4 separate regions of the Homo sapiens genome follow, and regions 2, 3 and 4 are each linked to region 1. The links are chromatin loops, found by intact Hi-C in ENCODE. Cell type or tissue: thyroid gland. All regions are shown on one strand. Each heading gives the region's core, and the rest is flanking DNA. Links, peaks and the distances in the headings are about the cores only. Region 1 overlaps LOC101927932 (a long non-coding RNA gene). Region 2 has its middle 120 kb from the start of EDN3. Region 3 has its middle 110 kb from the start of PHACTR3. Region 4 has its middle 45 kb from the start of SLMO2-ATP5E.

The links. A loop is a pair of places that touch in the nucleus more often than their neighbours do. Peaks named below come from ENCODE experiments on the same cell type or tissue, not always from the same donor. Only the 100,000 strongest peaks of a DNase experiment are listed, where the experiment ranks them.
Region 2: it touches region 1 in a loop (5-fold over the local background); 60 of 110 quality-filtered maps call a loop at or near these places.
Region 3: it touches region 1 in a loop (5-fold over the local background); 46 of 110 quality-filtered maps call a loop at or near these places.
Region 4: a loop joins it to region 1, with 6 times the contacts of the local background. A loop is called at or near these places in 41 of 110 quality-filtered maps.

Annotation. Positions count from the first base shown.
Region 1 is chr20:58,866,789-58,874,714 of GRCh38, forward strand. It overlaps LOC101927932 (a long non-coding RNA gene), which reads right to left. Exons shown (of 5, transcript NR_126334.1): 4 at 698-784. It also overlaps a transcript of GNAS not described here. Among named protein-coding and RNA genes, the nearest start is that of GNAS, 21 kb to the right of the region's middle. In thyroid gland, for the core only: CTCF peaks have their summits at 2,105 and 3,669 (motif pointing right); DNase peaks (open chromatin) are centred at 2,141, 3,653, 4,056 and 5,283; H3K27ac peaks cover 3,713 bases.
Region 2 is chr20:59,413,400-59,421,325 of GRCh38, forward strand. No RefSeq gene overlaps it. Among named protein-coding and RNA genes, the nearest start is that of EDN3, 120 kb to the left of the region's middle. In thyroid gland, for the core only: no CTCF peak of the experiment used is centred there; no DNase peak of the experiment used is centred there.
Region 3 is chr20:59,492,740-59,500,665 of GRCh38, forward strand. No RefSeq gene overlaps it. Among named protein-coding and RNA genes, the nearest start is that of PHACTR3, 110 kb to the right of the region's middle. RefSeq lists enhancers at 3,169-3,669, 3,407-3,456. In thyroid gland, for the core only: a CTCF peak has its summit at 3,370 (motif pointing left); a DNase peak (open chromatin) is centred at 3,352.
Region 4 is chr20:59,083,666-59,091,591 of GRCh38, forward strand. No RefSeq gene overlaps it. Among named protein-coding and RNA genes, the nearest start is that of SLMO2-ATP5E, 45 kb to the left of the region's middle. In thyroid gland, for the core only: a CTCF peak has its summit at 4,348 (motif pointing right); a DNase peak (open chromatin) is centred at 4,346.

The sequences.
Region 1 (7,926 bases), core at 1,326-6,325:
TTTCCCTAGGGAGTTTCAAATTTATGACCTCTGACTTCATTGCAAAGGCCAGAAAAATAAATAAATAGATAGACAATGACCACTCTCCACTCCAGACATGCAGGTGTATTTCAACACTTTAGCTTTTACTATCAGGATTTCTTTAGGGGAAGGTGTAGAAATATATTGGTAGTTTGATAAATTATATATCAGACATGTAAAATTTAAAGTATCATTTGAAATCAAAACTTGTCTGAAGACTAGCTTTTTATGTCACAAGTTCAGCTAAGCAAAGTGTCCCCTAACTATAAAACCTCCTTACTGCAGAATCCTAGAAATTACCAAAGGCAAGCTTCTTGAATGTTGATTTTGAAATTTTGCCTGCGAAAGTGCAACATCTTTCCAAGCAAATGCTTAGAAGACTCAGGGCAGAACCCAAAAACAAATGCCAGACGTTAGGGGAAAATTTTTAAAAGTTGGATTGCCAGAAAACTTCTAGCTATTTATAATTAAGCATTTTTAGCTGCTAAAAGGAAGCACATTAGATCATTTTGTTTTGCAAAACAAATGGCCAGTGTGGGTTTTAGGATGGACACTCCCAGGAGGGCTCCCCTTTCTGAGTGGGAGTCTTTGGAAATGTTCCTGATGGGATCCAGTCATTCTGGAGCGCTCTTACGAAATCGTTCATCCTAGGGCAGTTTGGTGTTTGTGAGCTTACAGCGTTTACTCCTTGCTGTCTTCTACCATAGGTCTGATCTGATGGGGGAGGCAGTGGGCAGAGGAGCTCCAGCTCTTTGGGAGGGTCCTAGAATAGTACAAACAGCACTGGGTTAGAAGTTGGGGGTTCTCATTCCTGGGACCTTGGTTGATTATAGAACTTTATTCTAGGATTCCATGAATTTGCCAAGCTGACATCGGGAAAAGGCTAAAGTTTGATTCTTGAAAGTATTGACAAGGCCCCATTTAGGAATGATTCTGCCAAGTATTCCTGGGGTCCTGCCATGGTCAGGAGAGCACCTTAAATTTGATGAGTTGTCAGGGAAGAAGCAGAGGGTATCTCTGTGTTCAGCTTTATGTATGAGAAAGTCAAGACACAAGATGGGGGCAGGACAGGGACAGCTTGAGAAAGGAGGCTTGAGATTGAGACTTGGAACTCAGGTGCCAGGGATGAATCCAAAAGGCTTGCAGGCATCTCAGCCTCAGACTTAAGCTAACATATAGCAGATAGTGGACACCTCTCCTGTTTCTTTCTTTCTTTTTTTTTTTTTTTTGAGATGGAGTCTTGCTCTGTCACCCAGGCTGGAGTGAAGTGGCATGATCTTGGCTCACTGCAACCTCCACCTCCCAGGTTCAAGCAATTCTCCTGCCTCAGCTTCCTGAGTAGCTGGTACTACAGGCGCACGCCACCACACATAGCTAATTATGTATTTTTAGTAGTGATGGGGTTCTCCATGTTGGTCAGGCTGGTCTCAAACTCCCGATCTCAGGTGATCCCCCTGCCTCAGCCTCCCAAAGTGCTGGGATTACAGGCGTGAGCCACCGTGCCCTGCCAATATTTGTCTTTTTAGTAGAGATGGGGTTTCACCATGTTAGCCAGGCTGGTCTCCAACTCCTGACTTCAGATGATCCGCCCACCTTGGCCTCCCAAAGTGCTGGGATTACAGGCGTGAACCACCGCAGCCAGCTTTTTTTTTTTTTCTGGCCCTGCAATCTTGATTCCCCAGAGTTAGGGTCTGATTTCAGATGTTAAGGCAGGCTCAAAGTGGGGCATCTGCTCGCCACAAGAAGGTGAGAGGTCAGAAAGAAGAAGCAAGACCATTAGGGCTGCCTTAGTTGAAGAAAGGGGGCTCATCTCTCATTTTCTCAGAAGTTTCACAATCCAGAAAGGGGAGAACGGAAAGCAGCCTCCTAAGGAGTTCTCGAATTTCTTTCTCACTTTTCCTTTGTTTTCTCGCTCTCTCACTCTCTTCTAAGATTTATTTTTAAATGGGGTTCTTATTTTGGGGGGACTTTCTGAGCAGGAACTACCTTTTTTTTGGAGGGAAATAAATGAGAACACAAATTATTCAGGGCTGGGAAGTGGAAACAATGAAAGAAAGCAAGGCTACTCAGAACCGGCTGGCAGATGGCGCTCGGCTTTTACGATTGACAGCCTGGCTTTCAAAAATTCACCCTTGCGCCGGCGCCTAAGGCAGAACCCGCATCCCCCTCCCTAAATCCTCCTTCCCAAGGACACGGCCCCTGCCCCTAAGGCTGAGGAATGTTTTTAAAAGGTTTCAGTTGAGCAATTGACATCTAAGGACAAATCCCGGCAACTTTTAACGAGTGGATCTGAAGATCTTAGCCAAGGCAGGAAAGCACACGATCAGGTAACCTCCAGATTCACCGCCCTGGTGCCCCGGTTCTCCTGGGAACTGGTCCTGAGATCTTGGACAAATCCCTGGTTCTAGTTTTTCTCAATTGAAAAAACAGGAGGGATGTCTTTCTCACTTTAAAACTTATTTAATTATCTTATAAAGTTTCAATAGATGAGGTATGCCAACCCCCTATCCAACACAAATTTTTTTAAATGTCTGTTCCAAAATGGCAGATTGTATAGGAAATCAAATGGTAGGGCCCTCTGTTGTCCTTTGGTAAATAATTAATAGTTTCTGGGTCCCAATCACCGGGAGAATCTTTGTGGGAGCAGAGTTTGGTGGTAAACTCTTTCACACCTCAATCAAGGGCTAGAAAAGAGGTTCATAGGTGAGCAGAGCTCCAGTTTCCACCAGGGAAATCTAAGGGGCCTACCTGGAGAAGTTAGCATTTAAGACAATATGGAGAGATGAAGTAGAATTTGAGGTGCATGGTCAATGATTGTTTACAGAGAAGGGACTTGCTAGGGATACATCATTGCTTTTCCATTCATGCAAGTATCATTGTGTTTTTCAGGATCTCTGAGACCTCAGGGCTAGTTTTAAGTTCTTCCCCTCCTCAACCCCTCTCCACTTCTCAGTGCTTCACGGCACACTGGGGCATTCTCACTAGCGAAGGTGTCCTCTCTAAGGATGGGACCCCTACTGTCCATCTCAGGCTCAGCACTGCCTTGGGGCAGGCCACTTCTGGCTTCTTTAGGCCTCGTTTCCACGGGAGGGGAAGCTGGGTCCGATGGTGTCTGGGTCAAATTCCTTGGTTCCAAGAACAGGTACCGTTGCCATTCCCTTCCATTTCTGCCCCCTGCACCACCCCACCCAGCAGCTGGAAAATGATGAGGTCATCTATTTGAGAAGGGCCACACAGGCCTCCCACACAAGGACCTACAAAGTCCTCCAATGGGAATTTATTTCTTTCTGATCAAATTTACCCTCCATACCCCATTCATATACACATTCTTTCTCCCCTCTCTCTTAAGATTGTAAAGTTAAAGAAACTGAATACACAGGGTTGATTTAAGGTAAACGTCCCTCCCACCCATCTATTTAAAAAATTTTCTTTTACTTGATAACTTTCCTACAACATGATTCTCTTATGCCCATATTCCTCTGAGGATTCTTTAAAGCTTTTCTTGCACTTTCTCCTCCTCACAGTCCCTGACTTCTAGCCCTGAGTGGTGGCTGAGGGCAGGTGACCCTGTAGACCGTGGGGAACAGAGGAGGCCAGGGCAGGTGGCTGCCTCTTTCCAACCTTTCCTGGGCCATGGGAGCTCCTCCCCACCAGAGGTCAGCAGAGAGCTCAGAATGGCTGGGTCTGCTCTCAGAAATTGGGATCTTGGAATTCTCTAGATGAAATGTAGGATGCCCAAATGGAAAAAAAGCCCCATGTTTCCAGGGTGTTTTGGTTGGGGCTCTCATCCTGTCTTGGGTCCCGGGGACCTTACTTTTAACACCAATACAGCCATTCTGTGCTTTTCTCAGGGGAGGGGTGGTTGGGGGTTTGGTCTGTTTATTTGGTGGCTTTCTTGGTCAGTCTTCTCCCTGCGCCAGACGCACAAATCCCTCCCTTAGAGGGAACCACACCCTCTTAGAACTCTCCCTTCTGGGGCCCAACTGCCCACTTTCGCTTCCCACATGACATGGAACCCACATCCCACACTTGGCCGGGCGCCTTTTCTTCTAGTTGTATTTATTGTTAAAATGACATCATAATATTACAGGAAATCCCCCCAGCCTACCCTCACCCTGCTGTGATTTTACTGATCATTATCTCCCCCTGTTCTTTACTCAGGTGTATGCATAGTTTTGAGAGGGCATGAATCATGGTGTGCAGTTTCATATTAATCCCCCTGCTCCACAAACACACACTACAGGACAGTTTCCTTAGAGCTCTTCCATGTTCGCCATCGTCCTTCCACAGTTCTTTCACTTGTTCAGTCCTTTCGCTAGCGGGGAAGAGCAGGGAAAGAATTGAGGTTCCCTCCCTTTGTTTTTCCTTCTCTGATCTTTTGAAATCCCGGGGTCCTTGTGAACGACTCAGAAATTAAAACCAATTCCCTTTGGCCAGTTGTTTATTGTTGAAAGAGAGAGACAAAGAGAAATTAAGGTGCAAACGGAAGGAAAGAAGTAAATAGAGATTAAATTTAAAAATTTGAAAGGGAGCAGTGGTTCACGCCTGTAATCCCAGCACTTTGGGAGGCCGAGGTGGGCAGATCACCTGAGGTCAGGAGTTCAAGACCAGCCTGACTAACATGGAGAAACATCATCTCTACTAAAAATACAAAATTAGCTGGGCATGGTGGCGCATGCCTGTAATTCTAGCTACTCGGGAGGCTGAGACAGGAGAATCGCTTGAACCCGGGAGGCAGGGTTTGCAGTGAGCCGAGATTGTGCCATTGCACTCCATCCTGGGCAACAAGAATGATACTCCGTCGAAAAAAAAAAAAAAAACAAACAACAAAAAAAAAACCAAAAAAATTAAAAGGGAGAGAGAGGAGGAAAAAAGAGGGAAAGGAAAGAGAGAAGGAAGGAAGAAGGAAGGGAGGGAGGAGGGAGGGGGAGAAAAGAAAAGAAAGGAAAAGAAAAAAGAGAAGAAAAGAAAAAAGAAAAGAGTGCCTTTGCCAAGTTTAGCTCTAAGCACCAAATGGGGTCCTTGCCCTCTAGGAACTTCTAGTCCAGAACAGAGGAGAGGATCAGGTTGCAAGTGATTATCCTTCTACCAGGCAGGGGGTGGAGCGCTGCCAAGGAGGGTGTGGCTGGCACAGCTGAGGGGCCAGGCTGGCTAGACCGGACAGGAGTACGGGGAGGAGAGGCAGGTTCACAATCCAGGCTGGGGCATCCTCTCCTCCCCATCTCACTGCCCCATGAGGTCCCTTGTTCGTTCAAGTGCCAACCAGAAGAGCTGGGACAGAGGCCTCTCTTGTGTGCCAAGACGGGGGCCACCACCACCCTCTGAGCTCTGACCACTGCCCTCTCACCTCTTATTGCTTTCCCAAGTGTTTACCTCCTGATTCTAAAACGATGGTCCAATTTTTGTTTTATTTTAAAGTTAGGAACACACTGCATGTAGCACACTTCATGGAGCACAAGTGTTTTCACATGCCTTATCCCACTAAGTGGTTTTGTTTTGTTTTAGAAAGTCTGGCACACAGAGAACCTTCTAGTTCTTTAAAAAAAAAAATCATAAATTTTTAAATTTGATAATTATCCAGAACAAAACAAAGCAAACCCTAAGGTTAAAAGTGAGCATCCTATAAGTTAAGTATAGATCTTTGATGTTGGGGAAACCTTTGAATTTTACAAATCGATGTCCTTGAGAATTGGGTTCCAGCCAGACCCACTGTAGGCATTGTTTTCTTTTTTTCTTTTTCCTTCCTTCCTCCCTTCCTTCCTTTCTTCCTCCCATTCCCCCTCCCCACTTTGAAAAACAAGTTTTATTCTCTTGGGTTATGTTCATTAGAGAGGGAAGACAATTCTGTTCAGCAAGGAAAGGTGAGGGGAAGAGAAAAGGGGGGAATTCAGCCAGAGGAGAACAGGGACAAGGTTGATTGCTCTGTGCTGGGGTGAGGGTGGGGGGCAGAGAGAGAACATCACAGCCAGATGCAAATCACAAGAGCAGACCTTCAGCTTCCTGGCATTGGTGGGGAAAATATTCCGTCAGCTGCCTTTCTATGTCCTGGGCTTCATTCATCAGCTCAAGAGAAAAAAAATAAAATCAAAATTTCATCCTAATTTGTTGTGGTTGGACCCCATTCTCCCACATTTTGGCCTTCTTGTAAAGCACAACCACAAAGGCAGAAGTGGCTTCCTGGGCTGACCTGCCTCTCAGTTCATTCTCAAGGCGTTAGCCTCATCCCATCAGGAGGAGTTCAGACTCTCCCCAAGCACCAAGAGTTAGAAATGTGTTGCTAATTGATTTGAGCTAAATTTGTGTTGCTTTGAGACTTAGCAAAATGGCTGATTAGGGGCCAGTGTTGGGGAAAATAATTGCTGATCTAATAGCTATGAAAAGGAACTCATTCACAAATATGTTTATAAAATGGGCCTTCTGTGACATTTTGGAATTGTCAGGGAGTTAGGGGTCACGGTGGTTCTTCAGGAAGAAAGAAATGTTGTTGGGAAATGTTTAGTGGAAATTTAGCATAAAATGACATGCCTAATTTAAGAAAACAGTTAAATCCATCATGGTTCCAAGTGAAAACAGTTGTCACAAATTAATTTTTCAAATGTTTGACTATTGGCAGGTCTGAGGTTTACTCATCTGTAGGTTATGTCCAACTTGGCAAAAGCATGGAATCCTGCCCAGTCCTTGGTACACAGGGACTAGCACATGTACCCATTTTTTCTCACTGATAAGTTATTTCCTAATTTTTTGGTTAACTTGAAGGTCGAAATAGCCTTACTCCTTTTTGTCTGTCTAGTAGCATCTCTAAGCTTGCAGTAGCTGCTCACGTGTCTGCCACGCCCCTTAGAAGGACGAATCCTTGCCTGGTCGGTGAGTTTGCCTCAATTCGGGCATTTTCATTTGTTCATTCATTCGATATACATGTATTGAGTGCCAAATATGTGCCCTTCCCCGTGGGGAAGACAAAAGTATGAGACACTGCTACTCCCTTGATGGAATCAAAACAAACCCAGGAAGTTAACAAGAGTGGGCAGTCTCTGCTAAGCGATTACACAGGGAATAAATAAGGAAAGATGGAAAGATTGTCAACCAAAAGACTTCAACAACCTGCTAAGAGTCTTCCAGCCCAGTTGAGCACACCAAATCAGAGGTTACCTAAAAGTGTCATGAGTGCTGATAATTAAACTGCAGAAAACCTAGAAGGATCTGCTGGGGTCAAAACAAGCAACATTTGACAGGCACAGCCATTCAGATTTTCATGCCACTCTGAGGCTGAAAATTTCTGCACAAACAGCAGTGACTGAACCTTTGCTAGTCACAGGATAGACCTCCCTGTTGATAGGGTAGACCTCCCTGTTGATAACTTGTCAGTCATGGGACTGAATGAGGCCTTTCTCCAGGAGGCACAGCCCAGAGGGTTACTGGCCATGCTGAGGAGGCAGTCTTGCTTCCAGGAGGGGCTGCAGAGGCCTGGCCCAAGAGTGGTGCTGAGAACTGCCTTTTGCCAACTTCTTTCTTTCATTGTGCACTCTCTGGAGCCAAACTATGCCTTCCAGGATCTTTCAAGACTAAAATTCTCTTAGGAAGATGGGCCCAATATTTCCCACCTAACCTTAGAAATCTTCTATGTCTAGGATTAGTGTTTTGAGAGTTAGATGGGAAAGTGTAGTTTGCAGCCAGATCCTTATGTACTACAGAGTGCTTTCACCTTAGTGCTTTCATCCTCCATCTTAGCTCCAACCCTCCATCTTAGCTCTTGGGCTGGCCCCCGTCTTAGCTCTAGCCTTACATCTTAGCTCCTGGCCTGCCCTCCATCTTAGCTTCTGGCCTGCCTTCTATCTTAGCTCCTGGCCTGCCCTCCATCTTAGCTCCTGGCCTGCCTTCTATCTTTGCTCCTGGCCTGCCCTCTAT
Region 2 (7,926 bases), core at 1,537-6,536, 550 kb after region 1:
CCTTGTATGTGGAATAGAAGGGAAATGGCCAGGCAGAGACTTCTTGTGAACAAAAGCTGTCCCTTCTACTCTGTTTTCCTTCCAGCTAATCAGCCACCCACACTCCATCTCCAAGTCACTGCCTGGGAGCTTTCAGCATCTTGTATGGGCCTCACATTGTCCAGGCCCAGGTGCCCCACTCAGCAGGGCTCCAGTTTCAGCAGCCCCAGGCAGAGTTCTGTCTAATTTATGCAATTCCGTTTAACACGGCAGAACCCAGGGCGAGTGGGGCCTCTGCAGCCTGTCCTTGGCCAGCTCCCACACCTGCAGTGCCTCAGTGCGCCCAGGGTACCCCGAGTCCCTTATAGAGGCTGGCACATCCTCATTGCATGCCACTCTCTGCCCTTGCCCCACACATGGGAAACCAGGGTGTTTTCCGGATGCTGCTGTAAGATAATGCCAAGAGACTCCTCTCAAAGCTTTCCTCGAAGGAGCAGGGTGATCTGTGTCTTGGGTAAAAGTAAGCATATTCTGTGGTGCTCTGATTAGGGTAGGATTAAAGTTTTTATTTTGTTTATTTTACATGGCATTTATTAAACATTGCTTTATAATGAAGAATAATACTCATATGGCACTGGTTCACAACCAAGGGAGGTGGTTTGCCCTCCAGAAAACACGTGGCAACATCGGGAGACATTTTTGGTTGTCACAATTGGGTGGGAAGTTGGGTGCTCCTGGCATCTAGTGGATATAGGCCCAGGACGCTGCTAAACACCGTCCAATGCATGGGACAGCCCCCTACAACAGAGTCACCTGGCCTGTAGGGCCAGTAGCGCTGAAGTCAAGATCTGACCTGACATGCAGCAAATTGTGAGAATCTTAAGTGTGTATGTCAGTGTGTTTTTACATATAGATACTCTGGGTTAGTTTCCTAATGCTGCTGTTAAAAATTACAAACTTAGTGGCTTGAAGCAACACAAATGTATTTGTTGTTAGTTCTGGCGTCAGAAGTCTTAAAATCAAGGTGTCAGCAGGAGTGCATGCCTGCAGAGGCTTTAGGGATGAATCTGTTTCCCTGCCTTTTCCAGGATCCAGGGGCCACCTGCATTCCTTGGCTCATGGTCCCATCCTCCATCTTCCAAGCCAGCAGTGTAGCATCCTTAAATGCTCCTCTCTCTCTGATCCTCCTGTGTCCATCTTATAAGGCTCCTTGTGATGACATTGGGCCCACCCGGATAATCCAGGAGGATCTCCCCATATCAAGATCCTTAACCTAATCACATCTGAAAAGTCCCTGTTGTCATGTAAGGTGACATGCCTACAGGTTCAGGGTTTAGATTTAAGACATGGACATCTTTGGGGCTGTTATTCAGCCCTCCACATAGACTCCAATCAAAGTGAACAGTACGTCTGTGATCCAGAGGCTCCTGTGTGCCTCCTTTCCACCAGAACCTCCCCAGCACCATTCTGACCTGTATCACCATAGAACACTTTGCCTGTTCTTAGGGTGAATGATTTTTAAAAACAAATCTCTCTTTATTAAAGCCTACATTTGAAACATTAATACAATTATGAAGAGATCCCACCATTGGATCGCTAGAAAGCTACAGAGAAATTCTTAAGCTGAACATTCAAACCCAGGTTAGAAACAACCAGAACTTAATTAGAGTGAGACGTGGTTATTTTACAGCGAGACAGATTCACATTAATCATGGGATGGGAGGGCCGGGGAAGGAGGAATGAGAGATGAGATGTACATTCCAGTAATTAAATATGTTCTCAGAGGAGCAAACCGTGGCGGAATTGCAAAGATGCTTAACGTAGCTTTCTAAGCCACTGGCGCCAGTGTACAAATTGTCCTCTGGGTGAGGAGCACGGAGATTCGGCTACTCCATGGGTCTAGAATGTTAGGTTTGATGATGGCCAATTGCACTTCATCCAACAAATACTGCAGTGGGACTTATTGCCAATCCCCAAGGTTCAGGGAGTAGGGGGTCAGGGCCGGAATGTGAAAGTGACCAGACCTAGGCATTATCGGAGCTCACTATCTGTGGAGAGAGGTGGTCACCTAAATGGTGTGTGATACGTCATGCTTGGTGCCAGAGCTTCGGGCTGGGAGGGCAGGGGCATCTGTGAGGGCCATAGGAGAGAAGCAGAGCTGGGCACCCCAGGGAGAGGCGCGGGTGGGCACATGCGGCCCCACCATGAAGAGCCCCGTGTGCCTGGCAAGTAGTTGGCAAGGCCTGTGCTTGGTGGGTTCTGAGCAGGCTCCTACTGTTCTAGACCAAAGCAGGAAAGTTGAAGGCCCACTAGGAGGTAAAATACAATGCCTGATAGGAGAGGGTGGTGCCTGAACTGGAGAAGTCACAGGATGGAGAGAGCAGGTGGAGATGGATTCAGAGGGTTGGGGAATGATTGCATTCTGCAGAGCCAGTGAGGCCCATGGCTGGGATGTTGGGGTGATGGTGATCCAGACAAGAGCTACTCACAGGGAAGTGGAAGGGACAGCGATGAATCTTGCTTCAAAGCACATTCCCTAGGATTGGGTTTTTTAGAGCAGTTTTACATTTAGGGAAAAATTGAACAGAAAGCACAGAGAGTTCCCACACATGCCCCATACCCCTCCCCCAATAATCCTATTTTCATTAACATCTTGCCTTAGCATGCTACACTTGTTACAGTTGATGAACCAATATTGATGCATTATTATCAGTTAAAGTTCATAAGAGGGTTGACTCTTGGTGGTGTACATTCTATGGGTTTTGACAAATGTATAATGTCACGTGCCCTCAATTACAGGATCATACAGAGTCATTTCACTGCCCTAAACATCTCCTGAGCTCCACCTGTTCGTCCCTCCCTCCCCCTTGAACTCCTAACAACCACCGATCTTTTGACGTCTCTATAGTTTTGAATTTTCCAGAATGTCATCTAGTTGGACTCACACAGCATGTGGACTTTTCAAACTGGCTTCTTTTACTTAGCAAGAGGTGTTTTTTTTTTGTTTTTTTTTTTTTATGGAGTCTCACTCTGTCACCCAGGCTGGAGTGCAGTGGCACGATCTTGGCTCACTGCAACCTCCACCTCCCAGCTTCAAACAATTTCCCTGCCTCAGCTTCCTGAGTAGCTGGGATTACAGATGCATGCCACCATGCCCTGCTAATTTTTGTATTTTTAGTAGAGACGGGGTTTCACCCTGTTGGCCAGGTTGGTCTCAAGCTCCCAACCTCAGATGATCCACCTGTCTCAGCCTCCCAAAGTGCTGGGATTACAGGTGTGAGTCACTGCGCCAGGCCAGCAAGATGCTTTTACGGTTCCGTGTATGTCTTTCTGTGGATTGCTGTGTCTTTGAATTTTCAAGGTGCTGTGTTAGTATGATGGTTGTGAAGCCTGAGATGAGAAGAAGCCATGAGACACCAGATAAAGCCATCAGAGGAGCAATGTTTTGCCAACCAATGGCTCAGAGCCCACCCTGTCCCCACCCTGCCACTAGGAACCCTTGCCCAGTTCTAGAGGAGGCAAAATCATGGATGTGTCACTGGCTAATGTCCTTGTCCAAGAGTGACACAAAGGCAGGTAGAGTTTCCCGGAAGACCATGTTACCTGCCTTCATGGGCAGAATAAATTTCTCCTTTACCTATCTAGAGAGTCTTACCCAGGCAGCTCAGAGACCCCTGTGCTCAGGCTGCTCCTGGTGGGGTGAGGGGTAGATGGCAAACACCCAGCCGAGGGTCCTGTCTCCCCTCCCCGTGAGACCCCAGGGCCCCACCATCTGGGGCACGCTGGCTGCTTTCCCTGCCCAGCATGTCCAGCGGGCTGCCTTGATGAGCTCACCCTGGAACATACAGAGCCTCTTCACATGTTTTTCTTTTTCTCTTCTTATTAAAACAATAATAGCTTGACTACAAAACTATTAATCTGGCAGTAAATTATGGGAAATTTATTGCTATGGTTGTTTTTCAAAAATTGGCCATATTATCCCAGAGGAGGTACAATTAAACATTGAAGAATAAAAGTCACAAATGATTTGGACGGCGCCTCTTGTCTGAAGGTTTCAGAGACCGCCTATCCTTTTTCCATCAAATGCTCTGCAGATGGCCTCAGATGCTGAGACGTGGCAGAACTCAGTCCAAGGATAACCATGAAGTTGTCCATGGAATGATTGCGCCTCATTCCTTGCTGTTCCCTGTTGCTCTTGCAGCCTCCTGTTTGTGTTTCAGAGCATGCTTATTGTGTGGTAGGAACTAGGAGCCAACAGGGTTCCTAAAGGTAGCTTGATCTTGACCAGCGGGCTTCCAGTACAGTCAAGATATTGCCAGAACCGCCAGGAATTGGGTAACTGATGAGAGAAGAGAAGAAAATCTTGTAAATAGAAATGCCGAAGATGGTGAGAAAATGAGAGAAAGAATGACAGTGTAGGTTAAAGAGGGTCCCAATGACAGAATCCTCCCAAAATATGTTCAAAGAGGGAAAAGTACACTTGGATTCTGGAGAAGAGGGTTCTTTACTGTGCCTGGGGTCGTGGTAGTCATAGCAATCTGGGACAGGGTGTCTACATATTTGGGGCCCTGGGATCGTGCAGAATCATGGAGAGTATAATCCCAAATAAAGGCGCTGGACAACACCACTTGTAGATTTCAGGGAAGGAGAGAGATGGCAGCCACTGGTGTGGTCCAGTGCAAAGAGTGGCTGAAGGTCTTAGGTAGGGGAGATGCTCCCCAAAAGAGCAGGCACTGGGGAGGAGTGTCCTGTGGTTGTAGCCAAGGTGAAGTGGAGACAAGTTTGAGTAGATGCTGGGGGTCTTGAAAGCCACCCAGAGAATGTCATTTGTTCATTCCTTCCACCCACATCCACTGGGCACCCACTATATGCCAAGCACTGTGCAGGGCAGAGAGCAAACCCTGCCTTGGGCCATTCAGGCTTTGTTCTGTAGGCAGAGCCATGGAGAGCTGATGAGTGACGGAGGGCCAAGGTGACTCTGGGTTCTAGAGAGACGCTCCAGGCACACTTCTTCCCTTCACCCGGTCATGTTTCCTGACCTCACATCTGGTGTTATCTTTGTGGGGAAGAATTCTTCGTCTCCCTGTCTCATCCCAACTCAGGATGGGTTCCTTGGAGTAGGCGTGGAGACCGTCTATCCAGACCATCCCCTGGATGGACCTTGATTTGTGCAGGAGGGGCTCCATGAACATCCTAGCCCCATGAGCCTGCTTTGGACGTCTGCAGATCCAGGTTAGAGTCCAGGCTTTGCCTCCAGCTCCCCCCATGACAGAGCAAGTCATTTAGTGCCCTGGATTCTAACAGTAGCAGCAGCAGCAGCAGCAGCTCTCACCAGGGCAGTGTTCAGACTCATTCATTCCTTTCTCTTTCATCGCTGGGTCAGCCCCCTGCTCACGATCACCTTTGAAGTGGACACTATTAATATTCTTGTTTTACAGAGGAGGAAACTGAAGACTCAAGAGGTGAAAGAAGTCACTTGCCCCATGGCCACCCAGCCGATGTCACAGATGGGGCTTAGATCTGGGGTTGTCAAGTCCTGCAGCCTTGCACCACCTCAACTAAAGGGTTGGCATGTGCTGGGTGAAATGCCAGTTCGGAGTCTGTGACCGTCCTCTCCCGTTTGACATGACTCGGGATGACACTGCAGACGGAATGAAAAGCCCCACCTGGCTGGCTTTCACATCATGCTCTTCCCTGGTAGCTTCCCAGCCCTGGAGAGCCACAAACAGCGAAACTGTGAGAGAAAGAGGTTGGCATGGCTATTCCACCACTCTTTCTGTCCTACGTGATTCACTTCTCTCTTGCCCTTCCTAAGCCAGAGCCAGGCCTGTAACTGGAAAGTGGCATCTCCTTAGTTTTTGACACTGGGATAACTATTCTGGCAAGTTTATTTCTCTGTGAGTTTACTTTTCATCCTGATCTATCCAGTTGGTCTATAAGGACTCTGAGAGGAGCAGCTGACAGAGAAACAAGAGGAGGGAGGCAGGGCCTGGGGTTCTGGAAGGAGATGGTCGCAGTGGTGGGACAGGAAGATTTTAGTCTGCCCATCGAGGCTGTGACATGTTCCAGCTCTCTGCTTTTCTAGCATTAGGTTGTGATTAGCCTTGTGGTGAGTCCACCTGGGTCTTTCTGGAAGGTTGCTGTCCTTCCTGCTTGGGCTATGTATCCAGGATCCTTGGAAGAAACTGTTCTGGTCAGCTGTGAGGAAAGGGACATATCCTAGGCTTTTTCTGCTCGTGGTCACCCCCAGACAGCCCCAGCTTCTTCAAGAAGCCTTCAGAGCAGCGAGAAATCATGCAGGAAAACACCTCCTCCCAGCTGTTGGGAAGCCCGGCATTCTATACGAGGATTTGTTTCATTTTTTGGATGTTGGTAGAAATACGTAAAACGATGCTCGTAAAAGGCTGGGAAGACGGCTGGACTGCACAGCCGGCCGGGACCGCAATGAAATTAAAAATAAACAAGGACAAATGGTGGGAAATTATTGCAAAAATATTTTCTCCGAATTGAGGAGGGCAGTAGGGAGATGAGAAGAAGTAACTTATTGGAGGTTGGGGAAAGGGCAGGACTTGCTTTAATAAACATCTTACAAGAAAGCCAAGGAGCGTCTTTCTTGGATCCATAACAAGTCGTGCACTCAACATGCTCCAGGAATACGGCCTAGTGGAATTAACGAAGGAATCTGCGTCCTGTCAACATGTGGTAGCAGGCACTAACGAGCTCACACCCTAAAACGAAGCAGATGGGGCTTTGTTGGAAGAAAAAGCCTTACATTAGGTTTCAGAGGTATTATAGGATAATGATAATAACACCTATTTTCTGCTTTGTCCAAAGCTTCCCCATCTTTGTCAATCGGACAGCATCATGAGGATCCTCAGCCACGCTTGATGGACAGGAAGCTGGTGGCTCAGCTGTGAGGCTTATAGGCCTGCCCAGGTAGACGGGGTGGGAACAGGTGCCGAACCAAGGCTTCCTTCCCTGAGATCCCTTCCAGAAGAAGTAGCTTTTCTGTGACTTCTACATGACAATTCCTTGTTCCTATTCTCCTCTGGAGTTTGAAAACCAGGGCCAGATATGTTCCATAGGATGCCAAAGTGATCCCTCCCTCCCTACCTCCCTACCTCCAGCTCCTTCCTTCCTTCTTCTCTTCCTTCCTTCCTTCCCCCCTTCCTTCCTTGCACTGAATTAGTTGCATTTGAAAATGGAGAGAATTCATGTTACAATCCAGATACACAGCTTCTCTGGAAAAGTTAAATCTGTCAACAATGGCTGTGGTGCTCATAGTAAGACATGGCTGGATAGAGCAGGTGCTTTTCCATTGACAGTCAACCCCAGCCCACATCCATCCTCATTTCCTCCTGCCTGCCGCTCTAAGGTGTTGGAGTCTGTAACCTCAGATTCTTGGCCAGAACCCACCTATAACCCACCTATCTGGGGCAAGCACTCTGCCAAATCTTCAAGGCAAATGAAGAAACAGAGATGGAGAGAATGATCTGGATAACTAAAGGGGGAAGTTTTAGTTCTTGCCAGAATTTGGTGGACAATATGCAATGATGTCCACATTCAAGTTCAAGCTCATCACATTCCCACCAAGTCCTCCACAGCTTGAATTTACATGAAACAACTTAAGAGTTTATGGGTGTAGTTCCAATCCAGCTAGACTATGTCAAGTTCAGCTCACCTGTTTGGTTATGTTAAGGGTCTTTTAAAAATATCAGTGGAAACTAAATGCTCATCAATAAAGGACTGGCTAAATGAGATATTGCATAGAGGGAACTCTAATTCGCAGTTAAGATGAATGAACTGCAGCTCTGTTGATATAAATTTAAACACACACACAAAATGATGTTCTATAATGGGAGCTGGCAAAGTACCATCCGGTGCTCGTTTTTGTAAATAAAGTTTTATTGGCACACATCCATACCCATTTGTTTACATATCGTATGT
Region 3 (7,926 bases), core at 1,347-6,346, 630 kb after region 1:
AGAATTTGATAGAAAAATTGGTGAAGACTTGCTGTAGCTCCTCTTTCAGCTGTTAGAAACCTAATCACATCCATGGCCGGGTGCGTGGCTCACGCCTATAATCCCAGCACTTTGGGAGGCCGAGGGGAGCAGATCACCTGAGGTCAGGGGTTTGAGACCAGCCTGGCCAACATGGTGAAACCCCGTCTCCACTAAAAATACAAAAAAATTAGCCAGGCATGGTGGTGTGCACCTGTAGTCCCAGCTACTTGGGAGGCTGAGGCACAAGAATTGCTTGAAACTGGGAGGCGGAGGTTGCGGTGAGCCGAGATCACACCACTGCACTCCAGCCTGGGTGACAGAGCAAGCAAGACTCTATCTAAAAAAAAAAAAAAGAAACATAATCACATCCACAATTCACAGTGCAAAGCAATTACACGGCAGCACGACTATTCTGGACATTTCTGGATGTTAGTATCTTTGCTGTTGATATTCTCCTTCTTCTTGTTCTCAAACCAGCTCCATGCTGCTCCATGCCAGCGCCTTGCCCGCCTTCTTCCCTCGCTCCCTCCCACATTCTATCCTCTGAAATTCCATGATTCTGCCGTTCCCTATGCCAGAGGAGGCTGTCTCATTAGACCAGTGGTTCTCCAATCTGGCCACTCAGGAACCTCATGTGGGGTGTGTTTGAGAATATACTCATGTTGCCAGAGATCCTGACCTAAGTGAATGGAATGGGGCTGAGCATCAGATTATTTAAAGGTCTGCAGGTGGTTCTGAGGTACAGCCTGTTAAAAAGCTGCTGTCCAAGACCCATGTGTGTGGAAGGAATGGCTGGTGGACCCGCCACCCCTCCAGGAGGTCTCTGTACCAGAAGGAAGCGTCTTAGGGTGAATGCTGTACTGCGGCAGCTGGTACCACCGGGGTCCCGCGCACTGTGGGCTGACTCACCATGCCCCACCCTTGATGAATTATTTGCCAGTTCAGATATGGTCATCCATGAACCAAAATCTGGACTAGGCAAAGTCTAATACAAGGCTACTGTCTCCTACACTCAAATATCCAGAGAGTGGTGTCTTAAGCTCTCATATGTTAAGTTTGGGGAATTGGTCTTCTTCCCTCTGGAAATCTAGATAAGACACAAAGTGAGCATTACTCTGAGGATACCTTGCCCTGGGAAGTTTGGAGATTGATGATGTTTCTAATGGCTGAGAAAAGGGCTTGGAGATTGGGGACCACGGGGACAGACAGGTCTCATCCAGGCAGCTCCTGGGGCATCACTCCAACCAGGCTCTGGCTTTCAGGGTCCGAGAAACCCAGCCCAGGGCAAGCCCTCTCCCTGGGGGAAACAGCTCAGAGCCCTCAGCACCACCATGCAGAAGCAGTTTTTCTTGCTCCTGGGGAAGAGGCCTGGGGGCTTTCCTCTCAAGTGCTTACCCTCCACCTGGCTACCTCCAACCAAACAGCAATTCCCTCCTCATTCAGAAAGTTTAGAACTTTCTCCCAGCTTCTTTGAATGGCGCTTTCTTTGCATCCATCCTCTTCAGGCCCTCCGCTTTCACATATGGGCTCCCCCTTTGTCCGAGTCCTGTGTTGGGGTACAGATATACCCACAGATGGCATGAGCCACTGTTCAAATAATGGACCATCCAATCTGTCGTGACACTACTGTGTGACAGCCCTCAGACACCGCTGTGTGTACATGTCTCTAGAAGCACAGGGGTGAGGCCGCTTCTCACATTTTATAGGACAAGGCACGGAGATAGGAAGGCATAAAAGGAGAATTTTAAAAAATTACCTGCACTGAGATCTTGAACCCCCAAGAACCCAGTGCTCCCCAATTGCTGTGTCCCTCGACACAGAGAGGGTGAGGGATCATGACCTGGGAGGTGCTTGTGGTATGGGGGGATCGTTGTGCACCCCTGCTCACCCACCAGCCTGGGCAGCTGCAGGGACACCAGGCCTTTGGAGGGGACTGCCGTCTCCGAATTCAGCACGCGGGTCGTGGAGGCCTGCGTGTCCTCTGTGTACACGAATGCTCTTCTCCCGCAATCATTTCCTGACCTCATTTAGACGGGCGTGACTCACTCTCCTCAAAACACGCAATCCCCTTCCTCCTCTGGGAACTCTGGATCTGCCGGGAAGCGCTGCCAACTGGACTCTAAAGAAGAGGAGTGGCCAGGTGCAGTGGCTCACGCCTGTAATCCCAGCACTTTAGGAGGCCGAGGCAGATGGATCACTTGAGGTCAGGAGTTCGAGACCAGCCTGGCCAACATGGTGAAACCCCCGTCTCTACTAAAAATACAAAAATCAGCTGGGCGTGGTGGTGCATGCCTGTAATCCCAGCTGCTCGGGAGGCTGAGGCAGGAGAATCTCTTGAACCTGGGAGGTGGAGATTGCAGTGAGCTGAGATTGCGCCACTGCACTCCAGCCTGGGCAACACAGTGAGACTCCCTCTCCAAAAAAAAAAAAAAAAAAGAAGTGACCACTTCCCGACATCACATGGGCCTGTGGTTTAGTCTTTGGGTTGAAATAGTGCATCTTCCTCAGTGTGGATGATGATGGCTGCCTCTGGCGTTGGAGGCCTGCTGAGTTCCTGCACTGATCCTGACCTCCTGCTCCACCCACACAGCAGCCCTGTGTCCCGTGGTGCCCAAGAGGGGACCGAGCTCCCACACCAAGGCGCTGCGCTGGGTGGCAGTGTCACGGAGTGGACATGATCCAAGGACTTAAAGGAATACTTTGTATCCACGTGCAAATACAGCTGTAATATTTTTGTAGAATACCAAATTCAAATTTATTTTTCTTAGGGAAAAGAGTATTCCAGAGGAACTGGGGTTTACATTCAGGCCACCTCAGTCTCTCTCCTTTTCCCTGCCCATGATGTCCTCACAGGTGGGGTCCCCTCAGTCCCCTCTGACCCAGGAGGTCTTTGGGGGCGATGTGCGAAGGAACAGTGTTCAGCTTTGTCTCAGCACTAAGAGAAAGGGAGATGATGAAAACTAGCCCCTGGTTACACTGCGTGCTCGCCAAGCCCCAGGGCTGTCCTCACACTCGCTTCTCAACTTGGGGTGATTCTGCCCCCCTAGGGGACAACTGGCAGCGTCTGGAGACATTTTTGGTTATCACACAAGGTGGGCGCGCCCCTGGCATCTATCGAGTGGAGATGGGGTGCTGTGAGACACCCTGCAGTGCACGAGGTGACCCCCACCACAGAGGGTCACCAGCCCACCCTGGCAATATTGTCGAGGCTGAGGAGCTCTTCCTGTGGCTGCTGAAACGACCACACATTGGGTGCTTGAAAGCAGCAGAGAAGTACTCTCCCTTCTAGAAATCTGAAATCAAGGTCTGAAATCAAGGTCCGTGCGCCCTCTGGTGGCGCCAGGGGAGAAGCTGTCCCTGGCTGCTCCAGCTTCTGCCAGCTGCCGGTTCCTCAGGGGTGCCGTCCTCACTCCAGTCTCCAGGACCCACATCTTCAGGTCTGTCTCTGCTTCAGCTTCACCCTCTCCTCTGTATGTGCCAAGTCTCCCTCTGCCTCCTTCGGATAAGGATACCCATGGCCGCATCCCGGCCCAGGGATAATCTTTCCTCTTTCAGATCTTAACTTCATCCCATCTGCAAAGTTGCTTTTTACCTGTAAGTTCACATTTACAGTTTCCAGAGATTAGGGCATGAATATCTTTTGGTGGGGGGTATTGTTATTCAGCCAACCACACATATATTGACAAAATCCCCACAGCACTCTATAAGGTAAGCGCCTAATAATGGCCCCACATTACAGATGGGATAACTGAGGCACACACAGGTTAAGTCACCCACTCCGTGCTGGGGCTGGGATGGAACCTGGGCTACGGGATCTGGAATTCACCCTGAGTTTCTGCTCAGCTCTGACTGCCTTGGTGGACACAGAGTGGCAATGCAGCTCCTCAAACTCAAGCAACTTCACTTTCTCATGGAGACAGCACTCAAACCCTCAGGACAGATGTGAAGATCCCAGTGTGAAAGACTCGGATTTAAGAATCGCGATCATTAAATCAGGAAGATGTCTTTCCATTCGGATTTTGCAGGATGACTGTGCTTTTATATTTGTTAAGATAATGTAAAACTTCTCATTGATATGAATTTTTAAAAATATGTGACTTGTTGGGAATTTTCCTCCGGAGTGCTGTGCACACTGTCTTGGATCTGAAGGTGGGTTAGTTTGCCGGAGCTGCTGTAACAAAGCACCATGAATGAGGTGGCATAGAACAGTGGAAATCCATGGTCCCACAGTGCCAGAAGCTGGCAGTGTAGAATCAAGGTGTCGGCATAGTTGGCACCTTCCGAAGCCTCGAGGAAGGATCCGTTCCAGCTTCTCCAGCATCTGGTGTCCCCAGGTGTCCCCTGGCTTGTGGCAGCCATCCCCATGTTCCCATGGCATTCTCTCTGGATCGGCACAATATCTTCTCTCCATGCATCTAAGTCCAAGTTTCCCCCTTTTATAAGGACCCCAGTCATATGGATTAGGGGCCTTATCTCAGGTATGACCTTATCTTGCCTAATTGCAACTGCAAAGGTTCTATTTCCAAATAAGGTCACTTTCTAAGGTACTCGGGGTTTCAGAACTTCAATGTAGAAATTTGGGGGGACCACAATTCAACTCATTGCAACAGAATTCTATATTAAACATTCTTCAGACAAGTTTTACTATGTCTATATAATAAAAGAAAGTGTTTTAAGAGAGGTGCAACTTCTCTATGCTTACTACTTTTGTTTTTATTAATATTATCATTACTTGTTGTTTCATGTCTGAACCCCTTTGGTCCTGCAACAGACCCGGCTGCCCTGGTGCCTGTGGCCTCAGCCACTGTCATCCTCAAGTCCTGGCTGTGGGTGACCATTTAGTACAGGCCATTGAAGCCTGTGTCCACATCCTCCAGCCACAGATCCTCAGGAACACACTCATTGTTGAATGAATTGGGTTTATTACTCATTGCGGTGAGGGAAATGCTTGCTATAGAGAACCACAGGGCTTCTCGGTAAAAGGGTGCTATTAAAACCTACTACATCAGTTATTTGCCTGGGGATGGGGAAGTAGGGGCTTTCAGGGTTGGCATGTGAGATGGGAGAAAGTGTCCTTCAGATCTCTGCTCCAGATATAATCTGACCTGGGGTCAGACCATGCTGGATCAATGACGTGGGACAGCTGCATGACCACTCATCAATTAATTAAACTTTCTGACCACAATGTGCTCAATCAAGTAAGAATAGGCCGGGCCCGGTGGCTCTTGCCCGTAATCCCAGCACTTTTGGAGGCCAAGGTGGGCAGATCACCTGAGGTCAGGAGTTCGAGACCAGCCTGGCTAAAATGGTGAAACCCCAGCTCTACTAAAAATACAAAAATTAGCTGGGCATGGTGGCAGGTGCCTGTAATCCCAGCTACTTGGGAGGCTGAGGCAGGAGGATCACTTGAACCTGGGAGGCAGAGGTTGCAGTGAGCTGACTGTGCCATTGCACTCCAGCGTGGGCAACAAGAGTGAAACTCTGTCTCAAAAAAAAAATGAGAATTTTAGCATGTACCTTGCAGGACTGAGTGGGAGAGAGCATGTGAAGTGCCCACAATGGCCCCCCAATTAATGGGAGCTCCTATTTAATCAGATCACCACTGTTGAGTATGTATTCATACACCTTCTAGTCTCCATGAGACTTTCATGGGTCGCAGTGACACACAGAACAGAGCAGAGCAACAGAAAAGTGCATGTGTTGGGACGTGAAATGGGCAGGGGTGAAGCTGGAGCATGGACCGCCTGCCCTCTGACCTGGGCACATGCAGAAGGGCTGCCTCTTGGGTTCAAGCCCTGGATGAAGGTTGCTCACCCTCAGGGGTCCTTGTCCATGTGCTGGAACTATGTGAAGTTTAAGGGCAGAACTGGTGTTTCCTATATCTTACAATTAGACCATTAAACATGTCATCATTTTACTCATCACAAATATGTCTAACTTAGGGAAACTAAAATATAAGGATTTTGAAAGATAAAGCAATATAATTCAAAGGCATTTAGGCAATGGACCAAATCCCTTAATCTTAAGAGCCTGACTTCTGCAGGGACCCGGAGCATCTCTTCCAATAAAGGTGATAGACAAAGAACTGGAAAAGTTGGGCTGTCATCTTTGTAGCATCTACCAGAGAGAAATACAGTTGCTTCCCATGACTGACAATTGTCTCTGAGTTAAAAACAAAGTGATTGTCCAGCAGCAAAACCATCCCTGTTTATATTTTTATTGGTAATGTTGCTACTATTTTGATTTCCTCTTCAGTTCAACTGAATTGGGCACCATTCCCTGCTTGTCCACACTTTACAATTAGCCAGGCAGTCTTTAAAAATATCCAATACCAAGAAGCTCTCTTCCTGCTTAGGCTGTAGAAAGTCACAAGAGATTGTTGCTCCCACCTTAACCTGAATAATCTATGAAATTATAAGTGTTTTGAGCCCATCTGAAAGCGGAGGCTACAAGGCAACCTAGGGAAGTAGATTCCAGGAAGTGACAAGCCCCTCTGAAGACAGAGTACATACACACTGTCTTACCTTGGGCACAGATGGAAGGAATAGGTGATCACCCTAAAAGTGCTAGGGGAAAACAGGTGAAATTGTAGCAACTCTTAAAGGCTGCTGACACAGGCTAGCATGACAGTTTGGAACACCCGGGAAGCCTAGACTCAAGGGGTTCCACACCCTCTTGTTAGCTCTTTTCCCTGGATCTCTGCTAGATGCTGCTGAGAAAGATCAAGAGCAGGGCAGGAAACAGAGCCTTATGAGGGGCTGCAAGAACAAAGCCCAACTGTTTCTCCAACTCTCCTCTCTCATGACACTATAGCCTCAAGATGCAGAAGAGCTGGAAAGCTCCCTACTCACTCTTCTAAAGCAAAGATCTATTGCCTTGAGGGGAGAGGGGAGTGTGGAAAATAGATCAATGGAACATTTCCAACTGAAACACAAAGAAGAAATTAAAAAAAAAACAAAAAACATAAAAGAGCATTCAAGAACTCCAAGACAATAACCAATGATCTAAAATATCTGTAACTGGAGTCCAGGAAAGGGAAGACAGAGAGAACAAGGAAGAAGATATATTTAGAAACTTCTCAGCAATGACCTCTTCAGCATTAATAAAATACAACAAACTGCAAATCCCAAAAAGCCAGAGAACACAAAGCAGGATATATGCAAAAGAAAATACACCTTGATGTATCACAGTCAAGCTTATAAGAAGTGAAGATAAAGAGATCTTAAAGACATCCAGAGAATGAAGAACATTACATACAGAAGGACAAAGATATCAATTACAACAGACTTCTCATCAGAAGCTATGTGAGCCCAAGACAATGGAACAATATTTTTAATACTGAAAGAAAGAAAAACCCCTATCAGTGTAGAATTCTACATTCAGTGAAAATATCTTTCAATAATGAAAATGAAATAGACTTTTTCAGAGAAATGAAAGCTTAGGAAAAATGTGACCTGTGTACTGCACTGAAGAAATATTCATGTTCTATGTTCTTCAAGAAGAAGGAAAATGATATGAGTTGGAAATTTGTATCTACACAAACAAAATAAATGATACAGTAAACATATAAGATACCTCCAAAAGGTATGGAAAAGTAGAAAATATTTGACTGTCTAAAGCAAAAATAGTAAAAATATTGTGTGGCCTATAACATACATACAAATAAAGTTTAGAACAAAGGAAAGGCAGCACAAAAAATGGGAGGGAATGTACATACAATGTGGTAAGGCTCTTACCCTATCTGGGAAGTGGTATAACATTATTTGAAGGTAGGCAATGGTAAGTTAAAAATGTATATTATAAACCCTAGGGTAACCACTACAAATTGAAACAGTGAGGTGTAATTGATTACTTCAAATAGGACATTTTTTAAAAGATAAGAGACATAAATCTAACCACATTGAT
Region 4 (7,926 bases), core at 1,851-6,850, 220 kb after region 1:
AGCAGAGCGGCAGGAGAAAGGGCATGGAGGGACTTCCTAAATTCCTATATGTTCAATGAATTACGAGGATGCTTCAAGAAAAGCTGGCTCACAGGAAGTTTGGGCTGGACGGGAAGGAGGGCCCAGAAGCACTTGGTATCTAGGAACTGGGGGCCTTCCAAGGAGTACCTTCAGCTACATGGGTAGGATATGGCTGAGTTCCTGGGCCTAAGAAGGCGGCTGAGCTATGGAGGCAAGGTGTTTTTCCCAAAAGGCTTGGAGTGGCGGGCGTGAATCCGCTTAGAGGGATGTCTTGAGTCGGGAGAGAATCCAGGCAAGAATTGCTTCAGGCCAGGATGAGTTAGCAGAGAGGCTGAAGACATTTGAGAGCTGAAGGCTGGAGAAAGCTCCGAGAGGAGCTGAGAGACAGGGCACAGTGACCCCCAGCTCAGCAGAGGGCAGGGGAAGGAGACTTTTGGCTCCAATGGGGAACTGAAGAAGACATCTGAGTAAAATATTAGGCAGTGTGATCTGGCGTGAGGCGGGAGATGAGGTGGGCAGGCAAGACTCAGCATGGCTGAATGGGCAGCTTGATGGCCCAGGCACATGCTGGCTCCTTTGTCATTCCAGAGGGTGACTTTCTGTTCCAGGCTAGTGATGCCATTTTTTCCCCATTCACGGTAGTTTCATAAAGTTCTCTTTTAAAATAAACCTATTTAGATAAAATAAATAAATCCATTAAGGGAAGAGGAAAGCAAATAATGGTACAGATGGTGCAGGGATGTGGCAAAAATTGTGAAGGGGTGTGGGTGAGTGAAGATTGGACAACATTGCATACAGGAGCACATTTCCTAGTTAAAAATCATTTAAAATTTAATTAAAAAAAATTTACAGTTAATTGCTTCACCTGCAATGCTGGAAACTGTCTAGGTGGGACCGAATCTGAGCCAAAACCAACACCCGCCCAGGGAGAAGAGGGTTGAGTCCTTGGCAGGGGTTCCCGGCTGTTCTTGGCAGAGAATGTGGCCTGGAGAAGCTGTCCAGCTGGCTCGAACATGTGGATTTGCAGCTGTACACTCAAACCGGGTTCCATACTATTTTTTTTTAATGAACTAGTTACCCTTGTTTCAGTGCCCCATTAAAATGTTTTTGGGCTGGGTATGGTGGCTCATGCTTTTAATCCCAGCATTTGGGAAGGGTGAGACAGGAGAATCGCTTGAGCCCAGGAGGTCGAGGCTGCAGTGACCCTTGGTCACATTGCTGCACTCCAGCCTGGGCAACAGAGTGAGACCCTGTCTCAAAAAAACAACAAAAAAAATGAGGTTTATGAAATGCTTTTCATTATGAGGATTAGAAATACTTGGATTTTCTCTGTAATGAGAATTATGAAACCAGTTGGGCCACTCAGCCTCTCTAGCCTGGGCAACAGAGTGAGACCCTGTCTCAAAAAAATATATTTTTTTGCCTCACGCCTGTAATCCCAGCACTTTGGGAGGCCAAGGTGGGTGGATCATGAGGTCAAGAGATCAAGACCATCCTGGTCAATATGGTGAAACCCCGTCTCTACTAAAAATACAAAAATTAGCTGGGTATGGTGCCACGTGCCTGTAGTCCCAAGCTACTCAGGAGGCTGAGGCAGGAGAATCATTTGAACCCAGGAGGTGGAGGTTGCAGTGAGCCGAGATCGTGCTATTGCGATCCAGCCTGGTGACAGAGTGAGACTCTGTCTCAAAAAAAGAAAAAAAAAATTTAATGCTCCTGTTCAGGCAATATTTTGTTTTGTCTTACTCTATAACTTCAAGGCATTTCAAAAGAAAATTAAAAATCTTTGCTCTAATGGGCTAAGAAGCAAAGGAAATGGACTGATAGGGTTTGATCTGACGGTGTCCTCTATGGCCAACATCATTGCGTCTCTGCTGAGAACCCATAGCCTTTTTTGATTCTGGGCACTGAGACATAAACAAGACCTAAAGACAAATGCCAGCTTCTTATTAGATTTTAACCTTTCTTTCAGATTTTCTTTGGAATACTGAATGGACTAATCAATTTTCCTATTTTCATTCTAGAAACTCAAATAGTACTTGCCAGGTAGAGATGAAAAGACAGTAGGTTCCAGAACCCTTTCTTTCTTCTAGGACATACACGGGGCACACAAGCAGTTTTATAAGTTACAAACATATGCAGAGAATAAAATTTTAACATAAAAGAAAAGTGTGAAATGCCTCATAACATTAACTTTTATTCATGTATGGAGAAAAATCACTATTTCCCCCTATTTGCTTCATTTAAAAATTTCCTCCAGTGAAATACAATTAGTTGCTGAAAAAAGGTAACCCTAGGAACAAAATGCTGTGCACCTGTGTCTTCTAGACTTTCAGTGGTGTTGCTGTGCCACCCTCAGCTGTCAGGTCAAAGATTAGTTAGGATGAAACTTTTCTGGGGCAGAATGAATGCATAATTGCATTTAAAAATGAATCTGCTTGATACTCAAGATTACTTGCCTGCTCCATCCGTGAGATTCATAAAGAAATTAGGTCACTCAGTAGGACATAAGTTCAAAATTAAGACATTCCAATTTATCATGAGGACAAAGTACAGTTTCAAACAAAATCTTCTACATAAAGAAAGATTCAGCTAAATATCCATTAACCTAAAAATTAACAAAGGAAAACTTTGAAGACACAAATCGTGATTTTAGGGGGTCTTATTTTCTAGACAAGTTTTGAAAACATCAAAACATGGTTATGTAAACTGCTTTCAAAGATAAGACCCTTGATTACTGGTGCTGCAAAAATAGGAAACAAATATCAAATGATATAAAAACACTGAATTTGATTTTACAGCACTTCCTTCAAAACTCCAATTAAATTAAATGCAAATAATGTAAGCATATATCAGCCAGAAAGGTTATAATCCTTCTAATAAAATCCATATGGTTTTAAAGGAGGTTTTACATAGAAAAAGAGACTTTAGAAAGAAAAAACAAAAAATATGTACTGGTCTAAAACTTTGAAATAACAACCAGACTGTATGCCTGGGACAGCGTGAATTACTGTGAGTAGAGAATGCTGTTTGTATTCATTTTAGTGTCTGTTAGGAAGTTAGGCAGATAGTAATTTTAAAAAATGGGCTGGTAGAGTTTTGCTATTGATTTGTAAAGGTGACTTGTGTACCATGTGACAAGGTATGTAACTGATATGACTTATTCAGATGCAATCACAATTTAAAGATTTCATACATTTCTTTATAAATATTCCTTAATAATCCAGAAAATATCACATAAATACTCGTATAGTAAGAACGGAATTGTGAACTCCGTATTACTACTAGCCATTCTTAGCATGTGAATTCCAGAAGTGTTTTCCAAAATGGAAGGCACTGATGGAGATTTACTGTTCAGTATTGTAGGGGTTACCAAACTATGGCCCACAAGCCAAATCTGGCACGCTGGTTTGTTTTGTAAATAAAGTTTTATTGAAACACAGCCATGCCCACTTATTTACATATTGGCTCTGGCTGCTTTTGTGTTGTACCAGCAGAGTCTAGTCACTGCGGCAGGATCTTCTGGCCCCAGAATCTCAAATATTTTCTCTCTGGCCCTTTACAGAAAAGCTTGCCAACCTCTGGCTTGTAGAATCATTCAGAATTGTGATGATTTATATGTACTTTAATATCCACCGTGATAGCGAATTGGCAGATTAATTAATTTTGTTTCTCTTTGCTTTGTTACAGTCAAAATAAATTAGGTGTTTATTTTAGAACTTGTGGCTGATTAATGCTCAAAAACAAATAAGCAAAATCACTCATCAGAACTAAATACTCTGCAAGTTATTTTCACAAAAATAAACGAGGCGGAGAATAAACAGGACAAAAAATGGGTAATATAAATAATGAGACACTTATTCAAAGCTGAAGACTACCCTCAGGCTGCTAGGACAACTTAGGCTCTCACAAAAAACGATTAACCTTGCTCGGAATGCATTCGCCCTCTTTTCTGTGAAGTAAACATTTCTTGTCAAAGGCATCCTGACAGTGGTAATTAAGTTCAGAAAGTTCTATACTGAGTGGGAGATGTGCCTGTATTGCTTGACTTTTTTTTTTTTTTTTTAATGAGAAGACAACATCTCATGGTAGAGAGCTGAACTTTCAATTTTACAGGCGAATTCTACCAGTTTATAAATTTGGGATGCAACTGTAAATAAATACATAATAAATGTTCTCTAAAATACAAGATATAGGTAATAAGAGTTAAGAGGAAAATAATTGCAGTGATCAAAACAAAATTTAAAAATAGAGGTAAAATGAATGGCTTGGAGCATCTCATAGGCTGGGAGAATGCTCTGAACCCATGCATCGCCCCGGTCAGAAGGACCACCAGGGGGCGCCTTGTTTCTAAGCTTTCCCTAGGGGTTGTTCTTGGTTAAGATTCCTGGATTGGTAAAGATTCTTTGCCGTGTTTGGAGAGATCCTGAAACTGATTAATCAACTCTGAGGCTTTCAGTTCCTTGCCAATGATCCAACAGATCCATCCCAGTGGGATGGTTATGTCCCTTAGATTTAGGAACCTGTATTTTAATTAATATAGCTTTCAAGCTACAAAGTTTTGTAAAACCTATAGTCAAGTGCAGCCCTGGATCTTTTTCATATGAATTTGTGCTTAGGTTAAGATTTATTCCCCGAAGAACTGTTTATGGAAAACCAGAGGATGTATATTAGAGTTCTGGGAATCTAGTGTCTCTTTTCTTCATCCTCAGAGTATGTGACCTTGAGCCAATGGCTTGACCTCCTCAGGCTCCAACTTCCCTAACTGCCACTTTTGCAAGCTGAGTTTATAAACATGAGTTGAGATAATGCCTGTGGAATGTCTGGCACATAGTGGGTGCTTCATACCCTTTATCAAGTTTCTGTTATCCTTTATTGTATTAAAACAAATAACAGAGATCCAGGGTTTTATGTTCATGCCTGTTAAATTTCTTCCTAATTTCAGTTCATCTTTCATTTTCTTTTTCTTTTTTTCTTTTTTTTTGAGACGGGGTCTCGCTCTGTCACCCAGGCTGGAGTGCAGTGGCACGATCTTGGTTCACTGCAGCCTCTGCCTCCCAGGTTCAAGCAATTCTCCCACCTCAGCCTCTCGAGTAGTTGGGATTACAGGGGTGCACCACCACACTTGCCTGATTTTTGCATTTTTAGTAGAGACGGGGTTTCACCATGTTGGCCAGGCTGGCCTCAAACTCCTGACCTCAGGAGATCCACCCACCTCAGCCTCCCAAAGTGCTGGGATTACAGGTATGAACCACTGTGCCCGGCCTCAGTTCATCTTTCAATGGTAAAAATCCTTCTGAATCTTCATTTATTCTGACAAAGGACGAGTGTTCCCTTCCAGTCCTGGGATACCTCTAACTTGGATTTTCATTTTTCCAAGCCTTCATCCTAGTTCAACATTCACAGTCAAGTGGAGCTCCAAGGTGCAAAACCAGGCATTCTCCTTCCAGGTTGATAGCAACTGACACTTTTTGGGGAAAGCCTGTCATGAGTGATACATTGGGGAAGCCAAGGTCAAGGGCAAAGAGGGCAATGACCATCACTGGGGATGCTCACCGGGTCCTGGGCCTAAAGTCCACTCTCCCAGGTCCTCCTGCTTTCCTGTTGGATGCCAGTCACACACCCTGATCTTTTGGTGGCCCCTGGTGTCTTCCCACTTTGCTAAGCCTTTGATGGCTTGGTTCTGAGATGCATGTGTCCTCACTGCCTCAAATAGCGAAGAGGGACCCGTGTTGTCCATCTTTCGTCTGTGTCTGTTCTCCTCATTTCTCTGGGTGTACCATGTCCAGCGCTGAGGATTGGTTTTCTTCCTAACAGTCAAAACATTTGTCTCAGTCTGCCTTGGACAATCTGACTTTGTAGTGCTCACAGAGCTTTATCATTTGCCTCACAGTAGATGGAGTTTTTAAAGTCTTTTTTTTTTTTTTTACTTCTTTTTATCAAGTTACTGGCAACAAATTCCCAGGGCCTGGCTCAGAGGGCATTTAAAGGGTGCCACCTAGGACCACAACAGTTGCAATTTAAATCACAACCTAGAGGCATGGTCAGTGCAGAGGAACATACAGCCTTCCAAGCTCCGGGGAAGTGGCTTGTCTTATGAGTTTCACAGACAGGGTAAGGAGTTGGGGAATCTGGTCCCAAAGGTCTGTGAGTCTTCAAAGTTCCTCTTACTGTTTCTCCCAAGAGGCCTTATGAGTCCTCAGGCAAACATAGCTATTGATGACCTGATCTGGCAGCTCATACCCTTCTGGAGCTGGGCTCCAAAAGAGATTCCCAATGCGTCAATGCATGGTCTTTAATGTATCACTGACCTTACACTACAAGAAAGAATGCTGGGGGCAGTACAATACATTTTAGAAATACCTCTATCAGTGAATTAACTTTTCCCTTAAACAGTTATTATTAAAGTGAAATTCACACAACATAAAATAACCATTTTAAAGTGAACAATTCAGTGACATTTAGTGCATGCTCAATGTCATACAAACACCGCTCTTTCTGCTTTCACATATTCATCAACCCCAAAAGAAACCCTGTACCAATAAACAATTACCCCTCATTCCTCCTCCTTCCAGGCTGGAAACTACCAATCTGCATCCTGTCTCTATGGATTTATGTATTCCAAATATTTCATATAAATAAAATTGTACAACACGTGACATTTTGTGTCTGGCTTGTTCCACTTAGTTATAGCCTGTGTCAGTGGTTCATTCCTTTTCACGGCTGATTACTATTCCATTGTATGCACATATCACAATTTGTTTATGATCATCAGTTGATGGACATTTGGGCTGTTTGCACCTTTTGCCTATTGTGAATAGTGTTGATATGAACATTCACGCACAAGTTTTTGTTTGAATACCTGTTTTCAACCATTTTGGCTATGTATCTAAGAGTGTAATGGCTGGGTCATATGATAATTCTGTGTTTAACTTATTGAAGAAGGATTAATTTTTGTGCATTTTAAAATTGTTTGTATTTTTGTTGTTGAGTTGTAAGAGTACTTTATATATTCTGGATACTAGATCCTTATCAAATATATGACTTGCAAATATTTTTTTTTCGTGGATTGTCTTTTCACTTTTTTGATAATGTCATAATTACTTTTTGCCTTTTGTAAAAGTCAGGTTTATTAAGGTTTATTTACATATAATAACATTTACCCTTTCAAAGGATTCAGCAGCATGACTTTTGGCAAATATATATAGATATGCAGCCGCCAGAGTCAAGATGTAATATTTGCACCACCACAAAAAGGTTCTCTTGGGCCCTTTTGAAGTTAATTCCCTCCCAGTGCTAATTACTTGTTAAGTTTTGTTATTAAACTAATTTTTAATTTTCTAAAATAATTAACTACTGTGGAAAACCTAACTAACAAATACTAGATCAATGATGCACCATTGTAGTATTTGTATTGACCCTGTGCAGCTTGAAGAGTATTGACATTTTATAGTTTGAATTTACTCTTTCCTGGGACCCAGCTGCAAGGGTAACACTTGTTTCAGCTGTACAGACTTGGAGTGCCAGCAGGAAGCACTGAAGCCGGCTCTTCTCTCCTGATGATTCTCCAAGAAGATTCACTCTGGTACGAATGCAGAGGCAGATTCCACTGTAAAATACATTCCATCAAATTGTTCCACATGCATTCTTCATACATCTAGGGCATAGGCAGAACTATTTCTTTCACAGTGTTTTTTTCTAAAGACAAAACAGGACTAATGATTTTTCTGGTGTTTCAACAGACAAAGGAGGCTGGGCGTGTTGGCTCACACCTGTAATTCCAGCTCTTTGGGAGGCTGAGGCTAGAGGATCACTTGAGCTCAGGAGTTCAAGACCAGCCTGGGCAACATAGAGAGACCCCATCTCTACAAAAAATAAAAAAATTAGCTGGATGTGGTGGCGTGT